5 separate regions of the Mus musculus genome follow, and regions 1, 3, 4 and 5 are each linked to region 2. The links are chromatin loops, found by intact Hi-C in ENCODE. Cell type or tissue: heart. All regions are shown on one strand.

What was found. Peaks named below come from ENCODE experiments on the same cell type or tissue, not always from the same donor. Only the 100,000 strongest peaks of a DNase experiment are listed, where the experiment ranks them.
Region 1: it touches region 2 in a loop (2.4-fold over the local background); 4 of 42 quality-filtered maps call a loop at or near these places.
Region 3: a loop joins it to region 2, with 7 times the contacts of the local background. A loop is called at or near these places in 21 of 42 quality-filtered maps.
Region 4: it touches region 2 in a loop (5-fold over the local background); 3 of 42 quality-filtered maps call a loop at or near these places.
Region 5: it touches region 2 in a loop (7-fold over the local background); 8 of 42 quality-filtered maps call a loop at or near these places.

What each region holds. Positions count from the first base shown.
Region 1 is chr1:191,178,237-191,183,236 of GRCm38, reverse strand. Atf3 (activating transcription factor 3) reads left to right here. Exons shown (of 4, transcript NM_007498.3): 1 at 1-144. Among named protein-coding and RNA genes, the nearest start is that of Atf3, 2.6 kb to the left of the region's middle. In heart, a CTCF peak has its summit at 647; DNase peaks (open chromatin) are centred at 576 and 2,596; H3K4me3 peaks cover 1,928 bases; H3K27ac peaks cover 1,976 bases.
Region 2 is chr1:190,941,896-190,946,895 of GRCm38, reverse strand. Angel2 (angel homolog 2) reads right to left here. Exons shown (of 9, transcript NM_021421.4): 6 at 4,649-4,775; 7 at 4,009-4,066; 8 at 2,956-3,119; 9 at 405-1,956. The coding sequence ends at 1,805. Among named protein-coding and RNA genes, the nearest start is that of Angel2, 16 kb to the right of the region's middle. In heart, a CTCF peak has its summit at 2,367 (motif pointing left); a DNase peak (open chromatin) is centred at 2,345.
Region 3 is chr1:191,073,152-191,078,151 of GRCm38, reverse strand. All of the region lies in intron 4 of Nsl1 (NSL1, MIS12 kinetochore complex component), which reads right to left. Among named protein-coding and RNA genes, the nearest start is that of Nsl1, 13 kb to the right of the region's middle. In heart, a CTCF peak has its summit at 2,370 (motif pointing right); DNase peaks (open chromatin) are centred at 2,441, 2,711 and 4,961; H3K27ac peaks cover 316 bases.
Region 4 is chr1:191,023,780-191,028,779 of GRCm38, reverse strand. Flvcr1 (feline leukemia virus subgroup C cellular receptor 1) reads left to right here and starts at 2,590. Exons shown (of 10, transcript NM_001081259.1): 1 at 2,590-3,403. The coding sequence starts at 2,687. It overlaps A230020J21Rik (RIKEN cDNA A230020J21 gene), which reads right to left and starts at 3,429. Exons shown (of 2, transcript NR_027298.1): 1 at 2,211-3,429. In heart, a CTCF peak has its summit at 2,576; DNase peaks (open chromatin) are centred at 2,529 and 3,569; H3K4me3 peaks cover 2,628 bases; H3K27ac peaks cover 2,267 bases.
Region 5 is chr1:191,123,585-191,128,584 of GRCm38, reverse strand. Gm46178 (a long non-coding RNA gene) reads right to left here. Exons shown (of 3, transcript XR_001779634.1): 2 at 3,813-3,820; 3 at 3,257-3,266. It overlaps Gm31640 (a long non-coding RNA gene), which reads left to right. Exons shown (of 3, transcript XR_373868.3): 3 at 1-274. Among named protein-coding and RNA genes, the nearest start is that of Gm46178, 5.2 kb to the right of the region's middle. In heart, a CTCF peak has its summit at 2,417 (motif pointing right); a DNase peak (open chromatin) is centred at 2,454; H3K4me3 peaks cover 625 bases; H3K27ac peaks cover 582 bases; H3K27me3 peaks cover 653 bases.

The sequences.
Region 1 (5,000 bases), 240 kb before region 2:
AGACGCCGCGCACGGTGCTTCCCCAGTGGAGCCAATCGGCTAACCCGCGCTCCGGCAGAGTCCTTGGCGCTCGCCCGCCGGCGGGACAGACCACCCGCCTCTGGCCGCTCTCTGGACCCTGGCCGCCCCGAGCGAAGACTGGAGGTGAGTTAGAGCCACACCGAGGAGCGCTGCCCTCCTCACCCTAAGTTCCCCTCTGGTGACCAGTCCCGGGACCCTTGCGCCACCGGAGACTGAAGCCCTAGTGTCCGTGCCACAGTCGCTCGGCTGAGCCGCTCTTTGCCGCTGCCGTTCTTAGCTGGTAAAAAGTTTCTGGTAAAGTGAAAGAACGAACTTTCTCTTTTGACTCGAGGCGTGAAAGATGCCCAGGGACGGAGGAGTTGCGCTCTCAGTTTGCAACTAGGAGAGGTCGTCTGGGTGGAAGGTGGGTGCTGGTGCGCGGAGGTGACTCACACTCTGGCGATCGGGGTCCCCTCTTCCATCCATCACTTCTTGTCCCGGACCCTGGACTCGGAGCGGGTCCCTCCTAAGTCCGCGTAGAGGCGCAGTGGCCGCGGCTTGTTGAAGCGCTGCTCCCGGTATCGAGCTAAATGAATGAAGACCGGACGCTCGAACGGAGGTCCGGCACAGCCGCTGGAGGTCGCCTTGCGCTCCCCGGAGCAGAGATCTGGGCAGCATGACCGCGTAGAGCGCTGTGAGCGAAAGTGTGTTAGGATAAGTTTGGAGGCGGCGAGCCCTGGTGTGGCGCTGTCCCGGGGCTGAAGGCCGAGAGGTCTCCGCACCAGCTAACTTCGGACCGCTAGGTTTGAGACGTCACTTCCAGCCTCACTCGCTGTTGTGACTTGCTGTGCTCTGGCTGACTTTTAACCGGCCCTTGAGTTTCTTTATGTATTGGAAGGGAAGCGAAGGAATCGGATCAAGCGGGTGGAGGGACCAGGGTGTGGAACCACTTGTACTTGGGGGGGGGGGCGTGCGGGGGGGGGGTTGTTTGTATTCTCGTGACAGAGTCTCACTCTGTAATCCAGACTGCCCATAAAAACTCCGGCCAATCCTCCTGCCTCAGCCTCCCAAGTGCTGAAATTACAGGCCCACACGCCCAGCACCTTTCTGTGCGCTGTGTGCTTCAGATAGCCAGCTTTTGACAGATTTGTTTCTAGACTAAAATAATTAAAGTAAAAGGAGCCAGGGAGGGATGTTCAGTGTGGAGGCTCCCCCACCCAGCGTTCCTAGCCGGTCTCTGAGACAGGACAGGAAAGGGGGCCTCTCTTACATCTCTGTCTCCTAGCTCTCTCCCGTTGGATTGATTCCCTGCTTCGACCCCATGCTCATTTTCAACTCCCATTTCTGTATTTTCCTCTTAGCCATTTTATTTGATTTAATCATGTAGCTCACGAGCTTTCTTATAAATTAAAGGAGTTGCCAAGCCCGATTATTTAAAAGGTTTATTCTCCCCTCCTGTTGTTCCACTCTTTTGAGACAAAGTCTCCCTATGTAACTGGGGCTTGCTTTAAACTTATGGCAGTCTTCTAGCCTCGGTCCCCAAGTGCTGAGATTACAGGCATGTGTCACCAAGAAGGGAGCACATGTTTTGCATGTTGCATTTGTTATGGGATAATGTTACCACATACAGGCTCTTGCTTGGAGCGGGTGGGGCTGGGGTGGGGGTTGCTGTTGCTTCTATCAAGAGGTTTCAGAGGCTGCTGACCAGGTTCCCAGAGTGAAGAAGGCATTGCCCAGCACCTGTGGCTATCTAAATCCCTTCTTGGCACACCAGTTTCTTCTGGTCTTCATTCTGTCAGAGCCTCCTCTATGAGGGGTGCCAGGTATGGGTCTCTTCAGCCCTCAGTTGCCCCCCTGGCAGGCAGCTCTCTCTGTGGTTGCTTATTTGGTTGATCTATTGAACTAACTGATGGGTCCTCCTGGTAGTGCAGAATGAGTAGAGGGTGGGTGTGGGCAGCTTGGCTGGACTGGACCACACCCATCTCTGTGAGTTTAGTTAGGCAAGTGCTTTCCTTCTGGGACCTCAGTTTATTCAATGACAAAATGGGGGTTTGAGCTAGACAATTCTAATGCTGGGAGTCCCGTTGAGTTCCTTTAGCCAAAGTCTGTGATTCTTTAAGGAACTGGCTACAGGGGTTCCTTGTCAAGGGAGGAGGGACATAGCCAGGACCCCCCAGAAACTTCAAGAGAGAAATGGTTTCCTATGTGAGAACTCACAATCTTGGCCAATCCAACCCTAATGGAGGAATGCTGATGTCAGCCAATTGGGTGTAATTCACCTGGTGTCTTAGGAACTCGGGGGTCAACCACCAGTTGTGACAGACTGGCTTGAAATTCTTGAGGGTTCCAGTCAATTCCTGATGACTAGAACTAAACTGAACTGAACTAGATCAGGGTCCCTGAGGGGCAGGGAGAATGTGAATGTATGGATCCTAATTTCCTTATGTTTTAAAGTTTGTGCATGTGATGTGTTGTTCCCCACAGCCCTGGGAGGGAACTGGTCAGTTCAGATAGGAACTGAAGGTCAGAAAGCCTCTGGCTCGGGAGTGGGTGCCCAACTAGTGAGAACCAGAGGCAGACCTGGAAATGCTGTCTCTGACCCTCAAGCCCAGCCTCCCGCCTCCAGCCTTCAAACAGGAGAAAGGACAGGATGTAGAGTCAGGAAGGAGTACTGGTTCCCTAGTACTACAGGACAGTTTGCAGACAGCTTGGTGGAAGGAAGTGGAAATCAAAAGTGAAAATTCAAAGCCATCATAAGCTACTAGGAGATAAAAATCTAGGAGCTGAATTTCCAGTTAAGTGAGGGAAGTTTCATTTTCTTGAAAATGGCGAGATTGCCGATGGTGCGGCATAATTTCTGGTTGGAAGTCATGAAGCAGCATCTGGAAGCATATCTGAAAGACAGCTTTATGATCAGTGTAGAAAGTTCACTCAGCTCACCCCAAATCTCCCCTCTTTGGGGCCTCAGCTCCTGAAATCAAGTTGAAACTTTCAACTTTCTTTCCCTGGAGGACACAGCCTGGCTCTGCCTGACTCTCTGGAGACCTCTGTGCAAGACAAACCAGAAAAGACAAGAGCCCAAATCTTACAGAGTGTGCCCCCATGGGGGCTTCTTAACAGCTTTCTAACATGCTTGTGTCCCCAAGTAAGCCCCACCCCCAGCTCTTCACAGAAACATTCCATACCACTGACATTCCTCAGTTTCTTCCTGACTTTACACTAAGAATGCTGTTGGGGGAAGTCCTATACAGCGGACTTTAACCTCAAAGGGCTCGTTAATAAACTTAACTGGGCTGCTAAAGGCTCATGCTCAACTGCTGTGGCTCAAGCTAGTTAAGTATAGATGAACTAGTTAAGTATAGATGAACTATTCAGTCCTACAAATGATGGCCAGGCCAGTGGCAGCCCTGAATTCCACCCCTGGACTGTTGGGGTTTTTGTTTGTTTGTCTGTATTTCCAATAAAATGCAAAGGAGAATATATAGGAGGATGCCGAGCCTCTGGCTTCAGAAGTCATAGAAACATCCCCCAGGTACAAGGTTACAGCTTCCAATTAAGAGACCTTCAGTTCTTACTCCTGTCTGGAAAAGAATTGTATACATCTTTTTGAGTTCTTTTACTGCTCTGGAATTTCTGCCTCCACCAGTGGGCCTTAATATCCAGGGAAAGGGATCTTCAGGAAGGGCTCAAGAAGGTGACCAGACCCCAGGGAGTCTCCGTAGGAGAGCAGCCATCCCTCTGTGGGAGCTCCTGGGAGACCCAGAGTAGCTCCTCATGGCAGAATGCTTTCCAGGGCATTTCTTGTATTATTTCCCAAATTGCTTCCACCACTCTTGGGGAATTAGGGTACTCATTACCAGCCTTCCTTTACAGAAGAGATAGTACACCAGGGTACTATCACCACACATAACTGAGCAGTCTTCAAATCTCAGTTAACAAACAAACAAACAAACAAATTCTGGTATAGGGATTTTATGGAAGGCTGTGAGTTCTGAAACCACGCAAAACAAATCCCAGTGCCCCATACTATCCCATGTTAATGTGATCTGACTAAATCTCAGTAAGTTCATGTCTAAAATGGGACTAGTTTTCACAACGCTGGCTGCAAAGCTCAAGGGAGACAAGGTAGATAGATTTCTCCTTAAATGTTAGAGATTTGCCAAAAGGCTCACTGCCCTCTGGGACTTGGCTGATGACCAGTGTAGCCGAGGACGGTCCCTATACCGCTCCTGCTTTGGGAAAAGGCCCGTGGGGGCGATGGGGGCAGCAAGTCTGCAGCAGAAAGAGGCACCAGAACACTCTTCCTAGATTGCTTCTGCCCGTGGTTCCCCCTGTCACCCCTGTGGGTTTGCTGACCTATAGACTGATGAGGTCATCTGCTTCGGCCACCTCGGCTGCACTTTATTTATTCAGTTGTTTAACTGGCCAGCCGGGACAGAGCTTCAGCAATGGTTTGCTCGCTTTCTCAGCCAACTTCCACATGTAGACTGAGTCCCATAGGGCCAAATTGCCTGCTCCTTCATCCTAGATCTTTCTTTGGCCCTGTTCCAAGCTTTGCTCCTTGCATGTCAAAGCTAAACAACACCCCCATAAAACCAGAACTTTGCTCCTGGCTTTTGCCTGCTGAGTGAGGTCCTTTGCTTTGCCAGCCATCTCGTTAAGAAGGGGCTCCGTATTCCTGCATGACCTGAGTTACCACCACTACCGCCGTTCCCTGCCAGTGACTGGGGCAAAGAAACATACCCCACGGTGTGTTTACCTTCTTCATTCGGACCCAGTTTCCTCCAGGAGAAAGTTCTGCCACAGAGTTGTTGAATTCAGGGCCCCAGCTTCCACTGGCTAACAGATGTGGCCCAATTCAAGTGTCTTCCCGATTCTTTTTGAAAGGAGACTGAAAATGGGATCACGGCAGGCGCTGTACTTTTTTTTTCCTTCCTTCCTTTTGGGACCGAGGCCACATTTGTATATTCTGCATACCGGCCACAGAAGAGCCTGAAATG
Region 2 (5,000 bases):
ACAATAAGCTATCAGCAATTTATAAGTTAACTGTATCCAAGTGCTATACATGAAATAGGCCTAATTTCACATTATCTTCATCAGGATATAAAAACTTTACAAAGGTTTTTATGAATGTTAGTTTGCCTACAATGATGTCTGTACAAATCCCCTCAAGCCATCCTCCATATTAAGAAGACAATCACCACTGTAATTCGATAATGATTGATTATGTCTCCAACCAGGACCTTAGCACCCAGAGAGGCTTACTGCAAACTATGGGCCATCTCAGCATTGGATTCATACTCTACATGGAAAGCAGGGTCGGCTTGCTTGGTGCTCACTGGGCACTTCTTAGCCTGCACACCTCTGAGGCAGTAGTCTACTACACATAAAACAACTGGAATAAATGAGTAAAAATTTAAATTGCAAAGATTTATTGTCTAATATAAAACATTCTATTAATAAAACTCACTGTAGAGAACATTTATTACTGCACAGTAATGACTTAGTAAAAATGCCTGTAATCTGAGTCTACTATTTTAAAAAGCAGAGAAATTTCTACTTACATTTAGAATTTTACTACTGGACACTTGTACAGGGCAAGCTACTGGCTGGTCAGGCTGCTGTGAGGCTGCAGAGAACAGTGCAAGCGCCATGGCACCCTGCTGTACCACGGTACCAAACTCAACTGTACAGTCAACAGTCAGCGAGGCTCCCTACCGGGTCTAAGTGACAGCTCCCATGATGACTCCTGCATGTTAGAGGCAAATGATAAACAGCTGCGGAGCTCTCGCTTCCTTCCAAAGACCACTTCTCTAATACATTTATACAAAACCGGCTCAACGAAATGTCACTCCTGACCCAAGGGCCTTTCACCATCGTTAAACAGAAAGACAAGTACAGGAGACAGAGGGACAACCTGGAGTCTGCCACCTTTTGCTGGTCTTTGAGACACAGGGCCTTGTGTGTAGTTCTAGTCAGCCTGGGACACAGTGATCCTCCTGCCTCTGTCTCCCAGATGCTGGGATTAAGGGTGTTTGTGGATGCACCTGGCTCATCTACTTTCCTTATGGCAACCTTTTCCAGGCAGGAGTGGACATATATAAAGGACTTGACCTTTTTTTTTTTTTTTTTTTTTTTTTTTTGTCTTAAGATAGGGTTTCATGTAGCCCAGGCTGCCCTCACACTTGTTGTGTTGCTAAAGCTGGCTTTACACAGCTACCTGCTGCCATCAGCCAAATGCTAATAAGATTAAAGGTGTGCACCACCGTATCGTATGAGAGTGATCTATACTTCTCAACTATTTCCACTACAAAATGTAGGCACATCCCACAGCTCAGGGCAGCAGTGACATGGGCCAATGTTCTCTACAGCATACACATTGTCAAGCCTCTTCAGAAGCTTGGACCCTGTGGAGGAGTGAGTGACCCAGTGATTTCTAAGAACACGCACAGGCTTCTCCCAATGAAACTGGGTCTCCAGAAAAGGCAGCATGCTGAGCTTTGCAGGTCCGGGCAGGACCACCGGATGAACTAAAAAGCACTGACTTCCTATCTTCAGGGCCAAGATGAACTACATTTTAAAAATGCTGTCAACTTTAACAGGACTTAGAAGTCATTTACCATAAAGTTCTTTAAACATCAGTTGTCAGGAAAATATTTCATTTAAAAAAAAGTTGTAAATTTGTTTCTTCCAATCTGTTTCAAGCATATAACAGAAATTCAGAACCCCACATCACAAAAAGTGAACAGCATACAAATACTTAAAATTTTTACATCCTTCGAAAAGAATACAGACAGGAAGTCCCGTGAATGAGCAGCAGTCAGAGCTCAAGCCTGAACTTGGCCAGCAAAGGCAGGTGATCTGAGGAGTTGTGCTCATTGGGAAGGCCGTTCACAGTCCACAAGTCTTGCTCTGTTAGAAGTGACAGTCTAGCTAGAAGTTTCAAGCCACCAACCAAAGCAACTTCAGCTCCTAAAGAAGCACACATTTAGTCAAACTCATTAAACAAATTAAAAGTTTTTTAAAAAACAAAACACTGAAACAGAACCCCGAAGCCCACCGGAAAACTAATATGAAAGGTTTTAGAGTATAGTTTTATAAAGCTGTTACTAATAATCCTTAAACAGTAGCTTCATGTTATTTATGCCAGATACTTTTTCTATTTCAATGAATACAGTCTACACAATGTAACATAAAATTGTTAATAATCTGAGACTGAAAAGCAGCCCACTCTGATGCACAGAGCGAAGCCTGGCAGGGGCTGCAGGGTAAGATGGTGTGGTTTGAGCCCAGTCATTTTCCACCCAAGTGAAATGTGACATGCTTTAGGGAGACTGGAGCTGCTGATCCGTAGCGTACTCCTGCCACCTAGTGAATTCTGTAGGCATGGCAACTTCCAGACCTTACTGTCTAAACTGAGGGCAGGGCACACTGGGTAGTCGGTTTAGTGAAACAACCTGACACTACAGATTCCACATATTAGGTTTCCAGTATCTCAATGCTTCCTGTTTTAAACCCTCAGCTGGCTTATACAACCTGACTTCTTGAGCTGTAACAAGGAATGTACTGCCCACTTCTGTTTCTGAGAGCAGCCCCAGGGTCAGCACGCCCAGTGTCTGCTGTGGGCAGCAGCTCTGATCTGCTGGAAGCCATCCTAGAACTGTGGTTCTTCACCATCTTACTCAGTGGCTGCCATGGGGAGGCAGGATGTATGATGAAGAGTGGATGGCGGCCTAGGACTTATACTCCAACTGGCACTGAAGGGCCAAACTAAGGCTGCAGTTCTGTGGGAGTTTGTGTTGGGGTTCATTACTGCCTTGTTCTCTGTAGGCTGTTAAGCTCTGTGCAGTCAGTCACATTCATCCAGCCAGCCAGTTCATCCATCAACCCCTACAGCTAGCCCTCTGCCTTGCTGCTGCACTCAGCAAAGGCCCTGTGCGTTCTAGCATCGTGTTTCCACACACTCTTTACCTGGCCCCTGAGCAGTGTTCTCCTTCTTTGCAGTGTAGAAAATATAATCAACAGTTATGGCACTTCGGGAATGGCAGGTGGTCACCTCTGGAACTCCAGTGTCAGGAACATAATGGGAATAGACAGATGACAAGCTGAAACCGTGCTGTAGATGCGAGGACACTCTAAAGCAAAAGGAAAAGATTTCATAGAAAAATTACCTTTTACTCCATTCTCAAAGACTAGGATGCTTTTGATTTTCTCTTTCAGACAAGGTCTTACATTATAGCCCAGGTGGACTGGAACTTACTCTATAGCGTAGGATGGCCTCAAATCTGCGGCAATTCTTGTCTCAGTTGCTTGAGTACTGGTATAAGTATAAGCCACTATGCCTGGGTTTTCTGAAAGTTTATATAGATCAGGCTAACCTCAATATCACTACATAGCCCAGGCTGTCCCCCTTTTCATGATACTTCTGCCTCAATGACCACAATGTTATGATCACATCCAGCTAGAGGAGTTTCACTGAAATAAACCATATTCCAAGTGAGAGCTCCTTTACCGATGCAGTGACTGTAAGCAAATGACGTCTAAAGCCCATGGGGTAAAAAGTATCAATATGCTAAATCAGATCTTAAAATTATACCTGTGAGAGCCTCCATTTACATAATGAGCCACAGCGTGCACTTCTTGGTTGTATTTCTTGAGACAGGGTTTCTCCATGTAGCCCTGGCTGTCCTGGGACTCACTCTGTAACCAGGCTGGCCTCAAACTTGGGAGATCTACCTGCTTCAGCCTCCTTAGTGCTGGGATTAAAGGGGTGAGCCCCCGCTGCCTGACTTTGGTTGTGTTTTGAAGGATGCTTTCAGTGGTCAGTGTGTGCAAGGCTACTCGGGACCATCTGGATCTCTGCTAAATTAAATAAAAAAAAAAAATATGGCCCTTGATTTTTGTAAGCTAAATCAATAACCACAGGTAACTCCTTACTATGTCTAAGGACTTATATTTATAGCATTACTAAATATAAAAGGTGGTGCATGTTCATAATTTCACATGTGGGAAGCTGGAACTCACTTGTCAGCTGACACTGGGACCTCCGCTTTCTCCTGCTGTGCTTGAGTCACATCACTGTCTGAAAGAGCAGAGGGAATCATATCAATCCAATGTGCATAGATTCTGTTCTAGTTTGCCGGAGCATAGCTTTCTCTCGAGTCCTTCCGACTCATGTCTAGTTTAGAAGTCGGGTTAAATGTTTGATCCTGTATCTATATCTTGATGGCCTACAGAATCAGGGGGAAGTGCAAACAATTCTAAGGCCACATGCAAGTCACTCATGCACAGATAACGTTGGAACTTAACTTTTTTTTTTTTTAAAGATTTATTTTATGTATGTGAGTACACCATTGCTGTCTTCAGACACACACCAGAAGAGGGCATTGATCCCATCATTACAGAAGGTTGTGTGGGTGCTGGGAACTGAGTTCAGGGCCTGTGAGCCATCTCTCAAGTCCCAAAAATTTAACTCTTAAAAAGGAAATTGGGAGCATATCAAAAAAAAAAAAAAAAAAAAAAAAGGATGAGCAGAAGCCAGAAGCTATTTCTGTCTGTGTACATGATACTCAATGCCGGAGATACTAAGTTTCACATGTTAGCTTGATGACTTCAAAGGGAAGAACATTACCCAGCAGACTGCCAAAATGTCCCCCACACTCACCTGTTTTTTCTACTTTGGGAACCTGCTGTGCCTCATAAACACAGTTCTGAGAGATGCCTAGGTTTGGGGGCCAAATTGGAATAGATAAAATTCTTTGTCCCCGTGAAGACTGTTCCTGGCCAGATACCTGCACAGAATTTCAACAGGCATCTTAAGTGAACAGACTTTAACTATTTATGCACTAAAATGTTTATGTTTTTCATGGAGGTAATCAGAAACGACAAGCAGGCCCTTCACTCCCGTGCCGACAGTTCAGAACGCACGAGTCATTACAGAGAGATGCAGGCTTTCCACGCGTGTTTCCTTATGTGACCATCTACATGTCTACTGCTCCCCACTAGTGCTTTCTAAC
Region 3 (5,000 bases), 130 kb before region 2:
AGCACTAGGAACACATGAGGCACAGAAAGCGTGCACGGCAGCGTCGCACTCGCCATAGGCAAAGCCATGCAGCCAGAATACAGGCAGTGCTTGCCCGGGCTGGGACGGCTGTGATGCTGTGGGCCTCTTCCGAGTAGTAACCTGCTCTGGAACCCCTGGGATGCACAGCACTGGCTATCAGTGGATGATGGGCTGCTTCAAAATGCACAAAATGGTCAACTTAAATATTTTTTTTTACTATTTTTATTTGTGTATGTGTATGAACATGGCTACAGTGACCAGAGGAGGTTGTCGGATCCCCTGGAGCTGGACTTGGAGGAGGTTATGAGCCACCAGACATGAGTGCTTGCTGGGAACCCAACTCTAGCCCTCTCCTAAGAACAGCAAGTGCTCTTAACTGCTGTGCCCTCTCTCCAGTTCTAACATGCTAAGTTTTATGTATATTTCCACTACAACTATGGCTAATTTTGGTTGTCAACTTGAATAAGGTCTGTGAGTGATTTTGCTGACTGGATCACTTGAAGCTGGAAGACCCACCCTAACTCTGGACCACGCCGTCTGCTGGCTGCCCTCAGAGAAGAACGTGGATAAAGGAAGCTTTTGCTCTTTGCCTGCTTGCCCTTGCTCTTGCTGGCAAGTTCATCTATCTTGCTGCTTAGGCATTCCTTCATTGTTATTAGAGCCTACTTCTCTGGGATTTCAATTTAGACTGAATACCAGCAGCTCCCTAGAATTCTCCAGGACTCCAGCACCAGATTGGAAATTCACTGAACCTTGGCCTTTCTGCTGGGAGTCAGCCATAGTTGAACTACCCGGCCCAGAGTCTGTGGGCCGCTCTCGGAACACTCACATGTACTCGCTCTCTCATACTGACCCCACTGATTGTTCCCTCAGAGCCTCCTAATACAGCAACAGAACATGAATGTCTCTGTGTGCATCGGCCAGCTTTACAATGCTCCGATGAGCCCACTTTAGGGTGCACTCGTGTGCATGAGGTTCTTCTCTTCTCTGCATGGATAGTGACTTAAAGTTCCAGTAACAGCACATTAGAGCCAAGATGAAGGTGTTTGAGGACAAGTTCCTTCATGGGTGGTACTCTCTGTCACGACACTGGGAGGAACAAGTTGAAAGGTAACAGGAAGCTTAGAGGTGCATGCCCATGCCCTGAGGAACTAAAGCTCCTACCAGGTTACTGACCTCAGAAACCACAAGGCATATAGGATGTGTTTATTGTTTTAAGCTGTTAAATTTTGACATAAGTTACTAAGTAACAGGTAACAAATCCAACATTAGATTTCAAATCAATGCATTTAGTCCTAAGTGTAAATTAAAATTTTCAACGAGTGACTATCTAGAACATTCCAGTAGATCTAGAATGTTCCTCAAAGGCCAATGTGTTAAATGCTTGGTCACCAGACAAGCCTTTTGGGAGGTCTTCAGGTCTCTGGGGATGTGTCCAATATATCTTGTTCCTTATTTTACTCTCTCCCAGATAAAATACTTCTGAACTTAAAGACACAGGCTCAGCTGTTGACCTGAAGAAACACAATAACTTTTCTTTACTATTCCAGGTTTTTAAGATACTCTGTTGTATTCACAGTATACATGAAAACATAATAAGACAACATTTGAACAGAGTTTAAAATGTTCATCATCTGTATCTAGAAACCACACAGATATCTCTACATGGTGGCTTGTTTTGTTTTGTTTTGTTTTTCGAGACAGGGTTTCTCTGTGTAGCCCTGGCTGTCCTGGAACTCACTCTGTAGACCAGGCTGGCCTCAAACTCAGAAATCTGCCTGCCTCTGCCTCCCTGGGATTAAAGGTGTGCACTACCACGCCCGGCTCGATAGTGGCTTTTTAATATGTATGCATGTATGTAGGAATGCATGCATAACTTCAACAAGTTGTGTACTATACATTACTCTGCAACAAACACACTTTTTGTAAGAAGTAAACAAATTTTACTTCTATGCCTGAACAGGCAGCCAGTCTTCATCATTGTAGCTTTTACTAGCAGCAGCAGCAGCTATAGTCCCTGACCTGTGACCCCCTTCTCAAGGCTTCTTACAGATTAAGTTCTATCTATGACTAATACAAACAATTCCTAAAACACCTAAGCCACCTTTTGGTCTTTACTTTCCCGTTGCTGAATAATACCTGTTTTGATCTGTTGTACAAACAGTGAGAACACATAAGCCCAAGAGTGGTTTGGGCTTGTGTGTGACATGGAGGTAGGGTGAAGGCTTGCATACTTACAAACAGACTTTCACACCCAAGTGTGTGACGGATATTCTAATGATGGTCTAGACACATAAGGCATTTAGTATTCCTGTATGACTACCATCTCCAAACATCCTGCAAGCTCTCCCGAAGGCCCACTAGAGGGCAGTGTGGGCAATAACGAGAAGCCTGGAAAATCCCTAAGCATTGACAACTTCCTGGGAAGAGGCCCGGGTTCTCCAATCCTGGGATCTTTGGTGGCAATCACAGAACTTTAGAGTAGGTGCTCAAAAGCTATGACGGGACACAACCATCATAGAGGACACTTCCTTAATCAAAGAGGGTGACATCACACACAGGGGAACTGTATTAGGGAGAATTTGCCTTAAACAGGGATCAAATGGACTGGGGAGTTCCAGGTGGGAGGCGGGAGGACAGGATATACTCTACCCAAATAAGGAAATAAGTGAGAAACAGGACAAAACAGGAAGCAGGAAGCAGATCCAGCAGGGACGTGAGGAAACTCCCAGGACGGTGTGAGAGGGGCAGACAGGATGAAGGTTTGCAGCAGGCAAGGAGAGTTGGTCAAGATAGGAAGAGGAAGACAACGTTAGAAGCAGGACTGATGGATAACCTCAAGGGCTTACCACACCCAGGAATGTATAATTGCAGAGCAGGCTCACAGCCTCCTTTCCAAATAACCCAGGAAAGGGAACTGCAACCGGATAGAGTCAGAATTCACTTCTTCTAGAATCCAATGTAACTCTGAAAATATCACTCTGCCAGAAATCACACACTGTGTTCCTGAAAGAGTAAGTCACAATTGGGCAAAACTTAGCTCCAGCATAATGAAAGTTTCTTGAAATGAAAAATATGCAATACCATTCTAAAATTAGATGTCTAACTATGAATTTACAGTATGTCTTCTTTTTTTAATTAAGTAACCTCAATCATTTCCATTCAAGCCTAAAATGTATCTGCAGCACGTGGTGGTGCTCACCTTTAATCCCAGCACTTGGGAGGCAGAGAGGTGAGCACTCTACTTTTGAGATCAGCCTGGTCTACACAGACAGTTCCAGACCAGTCAGGGATACATGGTGTCTCAAAAACAAAAATAAAAAACCAAACCAAACCAACCCCAAGTTATCAATAATTCTAGGAATAAACTCAAACAAAGACTTTTAACAATGAAGACAACATACGTACTTAAAAATAATCTCTACAAGTCAAGGGAGGTGACAGGCACCTGTGAGCGCAGGGCCCAGAGGGCAAGGGCAAGATGACTACACATCCCAGGTCATCCTGTACTATCCAGCAAGACCCTGTCTCAAAAACAAAACACAACACTAAACAAAACTCATTAAACATGTGGATAGACTATTTACATACATAAAAACTATTTTCTTGGCTGGCAAGATAGTTAAGCACGAAAAAGCACTTGGTGCCAATCCAGACAATCTGAGTTTGATTCCTAGAACCCACATGGCAGAAAGAGAGAATGGGCTTCTCCAAGTTGTCCTCGACCTACACACATGCTGTGTGCACAGACGCACAGAATAAATAGTAAACATTTGTAAGAAGTTAAAACATCTTCTACCACAAATATTTGCTAAAGAAATCCCAAAGCAATAAGCTTTTGGTGGCCTTACTCACCATGATTCTAAGTGAGTCTGTCACCTTTTATAACTGAGAAGAACACAAGCACTCAGGATACAGGAGCACTGATTGGCCTTCCAAGGTCTCAGTGCTCATGGCAGACCCATAAGGCCATGCAGGGTCAGGAAGGGGTCCCTTAGAAGTGTTCTCCACGCTCCTCCTCGACACACTCACCAAGAAATCTGTATGACGCCAATGTGTACCACTCTTACCAATGCCAACTAAACATTCCTAAAAGAAGCACCCCTCACTGGGAGCGACATCAAGGCTGACTAGCTTAGTGAGAACAGGGGGGAGGGATAAGATGTTTCAAGGCCAGAGCCTCATTATCTGAGCCATCTCTCCTGCCCTGTGTGTCCTCCTTTGTAAGTGACCTGACATCTTTGTGACCATTAGATAAATCCTTTAAAATATACAAGCAGACCCCAGTGTCTAACAACCAGAACGCTGAATCTTCTGTCGGAGAGCATGAGGCCTTTCTGTAACCACCTGCTGATGCTTCCACTGATGCACTTTGAAAGCGTCTATCTCAGTTTATGGTTTTCTGTTGTTATCACAAAAGGCCATGAAATTGTTACCACATTGCAACAGGAAATTTGCAGTAACCTAAATCTGTATTCCCCAGCCACAGTCCTATTTATCTTCAAAATAAACTCTCTTATCCTCCTTAAAGTAAAAGTCCCATAGCCCAGGCACACATGTCGACTCTGACATAGATGCTAACCACCTGTTGTCATCTACACACAGACTGCTCAGAGGTGTAGCATTGCCAGAAAACAAGACAGGCTGCCTGAACTTACAGGCCAGCCCAGAACAACCTAAGATAGCTCTGCCATCACTACTGTGTAAGGTGGGGAAAGAGCTCTCCACTTTGGGGACTTTCCATTAATGACTATTCAAGGTTGCTCCTGACAAATGAGAACCACATCTTACCTAATGGTAAGTAATCGGTAGAGGGTGTGTGTGTTGTGGGGGAGCTGCCCTTACAAATGTGGAAGTTCAGCAGCCTGAGAACAGCGTTTCCTAGTCGCCTGCCCTCTAAAGCACGGGGAAATGAAAAAGTGGAAATGAAAGCCTGGGCAATGAGCCCAGTTTTGCTTCTGGGTCACTGCACTGACCAA
Region 4 (5,000 bases), 82 kb before region 2:
TGGGGAATTTCAGGATAGTCAGGGCTACGTAGAGGGACCCTGTCTGGGGGAAAATAAAACAAAATAAAAATACATAATATGGGGCTGGAGAGATGGCTCAGAGGTTAGGAGCACTGATTGCTCTTCCAGAGGTCCTGAGTTCAATTCCCAGCAACCACATGGTGGCTCACACCATCTGTAATGACATCCAATGCCCTCTTCTGGTGTCTCTGAAGAGAGTAACAGTGTACTCATATAAAATAAATAAATCTTTAAAAAATACATAATATAATATATACAACATATCACACACATATATATTTAATATGTCATGTATATATATATATATCACCCACATAGCCCCTCCTTAGTTATGATGTCCTTTTCCTCTCCCACAGACTCCCTAGGTAATAAATAGACTTTGTGTATGGTTACAGTGTTATAAACAGAACTCTGTCATGTGCAAGAAGGGCACATGAGAAGGAGAGCAAGAGTAACATAAACATCTGCAGGGAAAATCAGAGCTGATCGACCATTCCAGAAACCTCGGGAGTTGTTGTCAACCAACTCTTCTTGTTAACAAAAGAGAGGACAAATGCCCTTTAAGCACAAGGAGCCTAAACAAACAAGAACCCCTGATTCCATGCAGGGAAGAGGTTATCTGTCAGATCTGGTAAGAGATGATCTCCAATTCTCACCAGATTATAGGGAAATAATATCTACTATATTTTTCCAGTTTGGGACTTTTGAAAGGGAGTCAATTTGCAAGTAATCTAAATGACTGGGCAAGGACAGAAAGGTACCCAACATTCGACCCCTGGCTCCCCTTTCTGAACATTTGTGTTTTTAAAACAGTTTGGGCTGGAGATGTAGCTCAGGCGGCAGAGTGGCTCTCTGGTATGCAAGAAGTCTTGGGTTTGCCTTCAACACTGCCTAACACTGAACCTGATGGCACATGCCTGCAATCTCAGTACTTGGGAGGCTGAGGCAGGAGGAGCAGGAGTTCAAGGTTATTCTCTGCTCCATAGTGAGCTCCTTAGTTTAAGGCCAGTCTAGGTTATTTGAGATTCCATATGGAAAACAAAACAAAAATAAGTAAAAGAAAAACAAGTAAACAAAAGTCTCCAATGCAATCCTGTTTTGTTGGCCAGGCTGCCAGGTTCCCTTTAAATCTGTGGGCCTGGATGATTCTTCTGCCTTCGCCTCCAAATAACTGGGACTACAGGCGTGTGCTCAGCTTGAGCATGTTTGTTTGTTTATTTGTTTGTTTAGGAGCCTTCACAGGCTCCACAGTCCATGAGACCATTAACATCTCTGAATACTTAAGATAAATTTTGTTGAGCATTAAAAACACAATTCATATTTTTATAAATTCACAAAATAAACGTTTTGAGCGCAGATTAAGTCCATTGGGTTCCTCATTTAGTTTTTTTTTTTTTTTCAGAGACTCAATAATCTAATTCAGTTACTCAATAATCTAAAACAACCTCCAAAGGAACATCTACAAAGCCGTGCTGGGAAGAACTTACAGGGTTTCCCTTCTTTTCTTAACATAGTGTGTTTGTTGGGGAGGGCACCTGTGTGATGGTCAGAGAACAACTCTGCGGGTGCTGAAGAACTGAACTCAGGTTTGCCGGGTTGTCAGAAAGAGACGTTACCCCCTGAACAGTCTCGCTCTATACGAGCCTCACTTTTCCTAAAGAAATGAATTAATTTACAAAATACTTTGTGGAGCTATTCACAGCATGGGGAACTCCCCAGCGGCTGTATCACCATAGACAATGCCTTGTCCCTCTGCACCCTCAAACTGTTAATAGTTCTCCTATCTCCCCATGACTAAAGGTTTATGGGCTTGGTCTTCTGCAGGTCCCCTGCAGCCACTGTGAGCTCATTAGCGCCAGAGTCATTCCAACACTCAGGAAGCAGAGATAGGTGGATTTCCATGAATTCGGGTCAACCTGCCTACAGAGTCCCGGGTGACACCCTGTCTAAAAAGGAGGATCAGAGGGAGAGAGAGTGAGTAAATCTTAAGTCCTGGCACCCCGTGTTTGCACGCACAGCTTCCCAAAGGGTAGCAGGCTGACTTTGTCTAAGGCCCAGTAGGACCCTGATGCTTCCGGAGCTCTGCCCTCATCCGGTCCCGGGATGTGCAAGTACACGGTTAGCTTATGCACAGACTTTGGTTACTGGTGGGGTACAGGAGGCAGGCAGGGGCTGCACCTGTCCATTACCTCCTTCAGTCCTCTGCGTGGATGGAGCCGCTCAGCTCAATCAACGCAAAGGCCTGCTTCTGAGGAAGCCTCTTTCTTTGGGCGGACGGAAATGCTTTCTGGCGCTCTCCTTCCAAGATAACCTGAGGCTAAACGCTGCGGAGCGAGCGCAGAGAAAGGCCTGGCAGCTCCAGCAAACCACAGCGTAGAGAACGCCTGCCTTGGGCTCCTCTTACATCTTCACAAGCTTGACCCCGCCCCTCTTCTCGGCAACTCCCCGATTGGTTTTCTGGACTTCCGAAACGCTCAATGATTGGATGGAGGGTCGCACTACGCGATACGAGATGCCCTGGGGGCGGGGACTGCCGGCAAGAGCCAGGCGCGGTGAGCTCTGCTTCACTTAGTCAGCAAGCGGCGCAGGCGAGCGCGCTGAACCGGGTGGGACCTAGGAGCCGGCGAGGAGCACTAAGGGGCGGCGGGGCGGGGAGCCGGGAGGCATGGCGCGGCCCGATGACGAGGTGGGGCCGGCCGTGGCGCCCGGGCACCCGCTGGGGAAGGGATACCTTCCAGTGCCCAAGGGCGCCCCGGACGGGGAGGCGCGCTTGGTACCGCAAAACGGGCCTGAGGCGCTGAACGGAGGCCCCGGGCTCGGCCCGCTGATCGCGGGAGCCCAGGGCGGGCCGCAAGCCCTGATAGCGGCGGAGGAGGAGACCCAGGCCCGGCTGTTGCCCGCGGGCGACGGGGAGGACGTCCCATGCCCCGCGTGTCCCCCGCGCACAGCGCTGTCGCCGAGGCGCTTCGTGGTGCTGCTCATCTTCAGCCTTTACTCGCTGGTGAACGCCTTCCAGTGGATCCAGTACAGCAGCATCAGCAACGTGTTCGAGGACTTCTACGAGGTGTCGCCGCTGCACATCAACTGGCTGTCCATGGTGTACATGGTGGCCTACGTGCCCCTCATCTTCCCGGCCACCTGGCTGCTGGACACGCGAGGCCTGCGGCTCACGGCGCTGCTGGGCTCCGGCCTCAACTGCCTGGGAGCCTGGGTCAAGTGCGGCAGCGTGCAGCGGCACCTCTTCTGGGTCACCATGCTGGGGCAGATCCTGTGCTCCGTGGCCCAGGTCTTCATCCTGGGCTTGCCCTCCCCCGTCGCCTCGGTATGGTTTGGACCCAAGGAGGTGTCGACGGCTTGTGCCACAGCAGTGCTGGGCAATCAGGTAAAGACTGGAACGTCTAGATAACTGGGATCCTTTCAGGCTGGTAGGAAGTCATAGGCCGGGCTGGGGCAACGGTCTGTGGGTAAAGTGCATACTATAGAAGCGTGAAGACTGGGCTCCAGCACCACGAGAAAAGCCTGGCACGGTGGCTCCAGGGTGTATTCCCAGCCAGCACTGACAGGTGAGGAGGACAGCTCCTGAGAAAGGACACCGAGGTTGCCCTCTGGCCTACACACAGGCGCACACACGGGCACGCTTGGAAACTGGCGGTAAAAGAGATCTCAGGTGTTTTTGTCGCCACTGCAGAAGAAAGGTCTTGAGATCTGGAAAGTTTGTTTCCATGTTAAATGTCCTTGGAACAGCCCTGATTTAATTGTATTAGTATTAGTAGTCAGCCCAGCTTGGCACCTACTGGTCACGTATAAGTGAATGTTCAATAAATGCTCCGGTGATAAAGACTTGGCAGTATTACTGAGTCCAGCTATTAGTTCTTAACCGTGAGACAGTGGAAGGCAAATCACTGATCAAGAATGGTTAGTGGGATAAGTCAAGGCTTCCTTAAGAAATGATCTTGTTTTTTTCTACCATCATAAATTCAAATGCCACTAGAATAACAGAAATAATAGTAGGTAAAAGGTTTTTGTATGTGATTTATTTATTTAAAACGGTCTCTTCCACTGTGTAGGGCAGGCTGGTCTGGAAATCACAGTGTCCCCCTGGCTGGCCTCAAACTTGACAATCTTGCTTCAGGCTCCCAAACACCACCATGAGTCACCACAATATTATGTTTGCATTTGTTAATTTTAGGCTTGTTATTGTAACTTAAAATTTTGCTAGAGGGCACTTGTGACACCTGATGTTTTTGTCACCACTGTAAATGTCACATTTTAAAAGATGCTTAGTATTCATTCAGTTGAAGGAAATCTAGTTTAAAAAAAAAATCTATAATCCTTTCTATACATATATTGTTACCTGCCGCCATGTAACTAGAAAATGTTACTTTCTTACTTCAAGTCTCACTTGGGTCAAGATCATGGTTTAAAATACCCCAAGAGACTAAATATGTGTGCCTATTTTATTAGTTACTTTCTTTTTCTAAGTCACTTAATTGCTATGTATCAAAAACAATTTATTACTGATACATTGATTGGTTGTTTCTTTTTTTTTTTTTAAGATTTATTTATTATTATATGTAAGTACACTGTAGCTGTCTTCAGACACACCAGAAGAGGGAGTCAGATCTTGTTACGGATGGTTATGAGCCACCATGTGGTTGCTGGGATTTGAACTCTGGACCTTCGGAAGAGCAGTCGGGTGCTCTTACCCACTGAGCCATCTCACCAGCCCCCGGTTGTTTCTTTATGTTTAGATAGCAGATGTTTTTTAAAAGGTATTTTTTTGGTTCTGAATTGTTTTCGAGGTAAATGCTTCATTAAGCATAACAAAAATATCAACTCCATATTTATGAAGTATTAATTTTATGGATAATAAGTGGAAATATTTACTTATAGGTGGACTTCGCTCTTCTCAGCACATATCTGGAGCTTCCTATATTCACTTGAGGTAGTCTCACTCCTTTCTTGACCTCTATAACTGT
Region 5 (5,000 bases), 180 kb before region 2:
TTACAGATAAAAACATAAAGTGTGGAGAAATTAGTGAACAGCTTAGAAGGAGGCCCAGGGTCTGTGCAGCCCACCCTTGTCCCTCATAGCTGCAAAAAGGGTCAGCAAGGGTCACTGTGAGAACCAGGTTTTCTCCTGGGTTAATGGATATGAAAGCTAGCCCTTTGTTTGTTTTTGTTATTTATTTATTTATTTATTTATTTATTCCCCTTCCCTTCTCCCTCTTGCTCTAGCCCCACTCGTTTCCAACCCATAGGTTTTTTATTTGTTTCTTATTATGGATGGTTGTGAGCCACCATGTGGTTGCTGGGATTTGAACTCATGACCTCTGGAAGAGCAGTCAGTGCTCTTAACAGCTGAGCCATCTCACCAGCTCGTTGTTATGGTTTTAGATATTTTATTTGGGGGCTGGAGAGGTGGCTCCGTGGTTAAGTGCTACATCCACTCCAGTAGTGACTCGCTTGGCAGGCCTAAAAGCCTGCAAGCAGTCACAAGGCAAAGAGTTTTGAGGAAACTTAGCCTCCTGGAACCTTGGCATTCCCATAGCTAGAATGCCCCAGATTCGTCCCTGCAATATTGTGGAGGGTCTTGCATGCTTTCTTACAGTATTCTACTGGATAAGAGTTAGAAGTCTCAGGGCAGGCTTATGTATACCTAGAATCTTCATTACATTCAGGTATTGCAAACTACATTTCATATTAGAAGAAAGTTGGTGAATTCTTCTGATAAATGGAGATTCCCTACAGATACCTAAAGGAACAGCCAAGTTACTCTCATATGCAAGTATTTACCAAGGCCTAGGAAATAGGGGGGTTGTGGTATTGCATTATTCATGAGAAGGTCTGCTAGAGCAGAAGCCCCTGGTGCTAGCTTTCACAAGGTTCAAAGGAGTAGCATAAATTGTGACTAGGGTGTGAAATCCTTACCTGACATTAGCTGACTCTAGGCAGGGCTGTTTTATCTTTACTGTAAACATTACCTGGTTCCTGTCAGTCCTTTGTAGGCATTCCTCTGTTTTGTGTCAGATACTTTAATGTACCTTGCCTGCTGTGACACCTTACTCCTTTGTTTCCTGTATTATAGATTGGTGTTTGCTTTGTGAAAAATTACATCCAGATACAACACTCCCTTGTGTCTGTGTCCATTTGGCACCCTTTTCTCACCAACTCCATGCCCACCTGCTGGAACCCCTAATTTCTGCGGATTGAGAGAGGCCGACTGAGCCCGGTCTGTGGCAGTTAAGAGTACTTGGTGTTCTTGCAGAGGAATCAGGTTTGATTCCCAGGGCCCACATGTTGGCTTACAGCCAGTCATAGTTTCAGTTTTAGGGGATCAAGACTTTCTTCTGACCATCTCAGGCACCATGTACACATGTGTGCATGATACACAGACATATACATAGGCAGAACACTTATGCACATAAGATAAATATAAATTTAAAAATTATTCTTTTACAATATCATACATGTATGTAACTCACTATGCAGACCATGCTGGTCTGGAATTCAGAGATCCACCTGTCTGTGCCTGCCCGTGCTGAGATTAAAGGTATACACCAGGCCAGCCTCTTTGTCCTCTTATCTCCCTCCCATGCCTGCTGTGCTTGGTTTTATGGGTATTCTTTAAATATATTTATTTTTTACTTTATGTGTATGAGTGTTTGCCTGAATGTATGTCTATGTACCACATGCATGCAGGTGCCTGCAGAGGCCAGACGAAGGCATTGGATCCACAGAGGCTAGACTTACAGATGGTTGTGAGCCACCGTATGGATGCTGAGAAACCAGACAGTGCACTTAACCACTGAGCTATCTCTCCAGTCCCTGGTTTTCAGGGGTTGTTGTTGTTGATGGTGGTGGTAGTGGTGGTGGTTGGTTGTTTGGGTTTTGGGGGCGGGGCAGGGTCTCATTATGTGGCTGGGCAGGCCTGGAACTAAGTATGATCCTCCTGCCTCAGCCTCTGGAGTGTTGAGATTATATAACACCAAGCTATTTAGATATGACAAATATTTAGATCTGCGATTGTCTGTTAAACTGAAAAGTAAGATGTCTTTGCTTCTTTGCAATAGTCTCAGGGCCTCCATCACCTGTGGAACACGAGTTTCGCAGCTGTCCACCCGCGGTAATTACTGAGTGATGACATCACCAAGGATTTTGCATTCCTAAGGTTGCAAGTATTTTTGCAGACTGTGCTTTGCAGTAAACCTGCCTCAGGGCCTTACTGTAACACTCTTCACAAATGATCACCCTGAGGCCTGGGCAGGTCAGAGGCCACGACTCACAAACAGGGCTCTGGCTCACAGCTCTATACCTGTTCGAGGCCGGAGGGTGTGGGGGACAGGAGTTCACAAAGCCAACCCAGGAGGCTTGGGACTGGGGCACCCAAGCCACACACCCTCTGGGCTCTGGCTGGGTTAGGTTTGTCCGCCGGTAGCCACCAGGGGCCGCTGCGATGCCAGAGACTCTCGGGTGCGGTCTACGCTTGATCTCCGACCCAGCCTCACCTCTAGGACCGGGGAGCTTGTAGACGGGGCGAGAGCTTGGAAACCGCTGTTCCATTCCCCGCGGACGCGCCCTCTAGGCCCGTGCTGGTGCAGACCTCAGCCGCAGCGCAAGCCCCGGTCCAGGCAGACTTCTCGACACTCGGGGAGTCGGGGTACTGCGCCTCGAAGTAGGGGTGCTGCGCCCGGGGCAGAGCTCCTTCCTCTTTCCCAGTCGCAGCCTCCATGTGTGGGCTCGCTCGAATCTCTGTGGGTTTTAAATGTTACACAATTCCACAGAAGAAGAAACTCTGCCACAAGGCCCGGCACATCTACCTTCAAATAGGATGCATTAGAAGAAATGGGCTAAAGATTATTTTTAGAGAACTTGAGCATGCATGAAGCCCCGGGTTTCACCCCCTCTATATCCAAACAAACAAGCAAATAAGAGTAAAGCTTTGAGCCTGCTGCCTTTTCTCCCAAAGTCCTTTTCCATCCTGGCGCTCGGTCTTTAGAGTGCAGTGTTGGCCCATAAGCCTTTCTTGTCTCCTGCTTTCATCTTGCAGTGATGTGCAAGGGCACTCTCCCTGCTTCCCTGCTGAAGGCAGTTCTGGAAAGAGCACTGCAACACCCCTCCCCGTGTAGGGGGGAGGAGAACACAGACAGATTCGGGGTGAGGGTTAAAACATCAGGTTTTGTTCCCGCTTAGCACAGGAGATACTGCGCTCCTGTAAACGCAGTTTGCACAGAACAGAACTCAGTTTATGATAGTGTGGGACTCTCATCTCTGCTGTGTAGGGGGTCCCACAGGGAAAGCGAAGATGCACATGGTTGCGTGGGAGAACGTGTGTGTGCGCTTGTGTGTGTATGCTTGTATGTGTTTGCTTGTGTGAGTGTGCTTGTGTGTGCTATGTGATTGCAGATGTGCATGCATGCATGGGTGTGCATGGGTGTGTGCCTGTGTCTGTGTGCTATGTGATTACGGATTCACATGGGTGTATGAGTGAGCACGTGTATGTGCATGTGTATATGTGTGTGCTATTTGATTGCAGATGCACGTGGGTGTGTTATGTGCCTGTGTGTGTGTTAAGTGACTGAAGATGCACGTGGGTGTGTGGGTGGGCATGTGGATGTGCGTGGGGGTGTGCACTAGTGTGTGTGCTATGTGACTGCAGATGCACTTGGGTATGGATGCATGCAGAAGCCAGAGATCAACTTTGGTTGTCATCTTCAGATACCGTCCAGCCTTTTTTGTTTTTTGTTTTTTTAAGACAGAATCTCCAGCTGGATCCCAAGAGACTGTACTGGTTGGTCAGCTAGCTCTGGGGCCCACCTCTTCCACTTCCACTGCACTAGGAATGCAAGCTCCCCACTGCACTAGTGTCTCTTCCACCCTCAGCAACCCTGTTTTGCACTACCCTGAGTCTAGCTTGCAATGTACAATTGTGCTGTGTATGGTGACCAGTCAGCTGACACACTGGCTCTCATGCTCTATCAATTTGAACCTCAATCGGGTCTTAAAGGTAGCTGCCATCTGTCACACTGGATTCTGTCAGAGGGCTATGCTGAAGCTCATTATAAAGCCAACCACATATGCAAATGAGCGTTGGAGGTGTGAGGCCACCTTTGGGTAGAAAGTGCCTCTGGTTTGTCTAGTGAGGCTTCCTGGTGGTCAGATGAGGAGCTCAAGCCTTCGATGCTGCTGCCTTTTAACAGAGTGGGGGATGGAGAGTGTGGTTTCAGGCTCACCCTTTACTGGTTCGGGTCTTCACTTGAGTCATCCCAGAATTCCCCTGACAGCCACTGGGAACATTCCAGAGTGTGACATCTCTAGGAAACAAGTTCAGTTCCTGGAAATGTCACCCCACCATGTCTTTCTTAGAAACCCTACATGGCAGCAGCTGGGATGAATGGCAGAGGTCAGGGGTAATCCACCCGGGTCTGGAGAAGCACTGCTCCTGACTGTCTTTCAGAAAGGTCCCTAGATGCCACTCCCTGGGGAGCCATAGACAAATGAGAAATGTGTGCTGCCAGGGGCAGTAGGACTCCTGGCTTTTCCATGACTGAGCCCACTGGTCTCTGAGTCCCTAGACTTTCTTCTTCCCTCCAGGGACCTGGAGAGGAACATTGAAGCCAGTGAGAACTCTGACTCATTTATTGTGAACTCATTGAGATGTTTGGCAAGAGCCTGTGGGCGTCTTGGGAGAACTCTTGGTTCACCTTTATTTCTTTCTATAGCGCTTTTCTCTTGAAATAGCAAGTCTGGTTTTACCAAAAATAGATGGAAAGACTGGAGCATTATTGCATCAGAGCATCAGAAGAAATTAAGAATTGTCCTTGGTTTCCTGCTTTTGTGTGTGTGCATGTTTGTGTGTGTGCATGTTTGTGTGTGTGTGTGTGTGTGTGTGTGTGTGTGTGTGTGTGTGCAGGGATCCTGCTTCTGTCTTCTATGAGTGATAGCATTTCTGGCACACCTGGCTGTTTTGCTGTTTTTTTTAACCTGGGTTCTAGGGTTTCACAC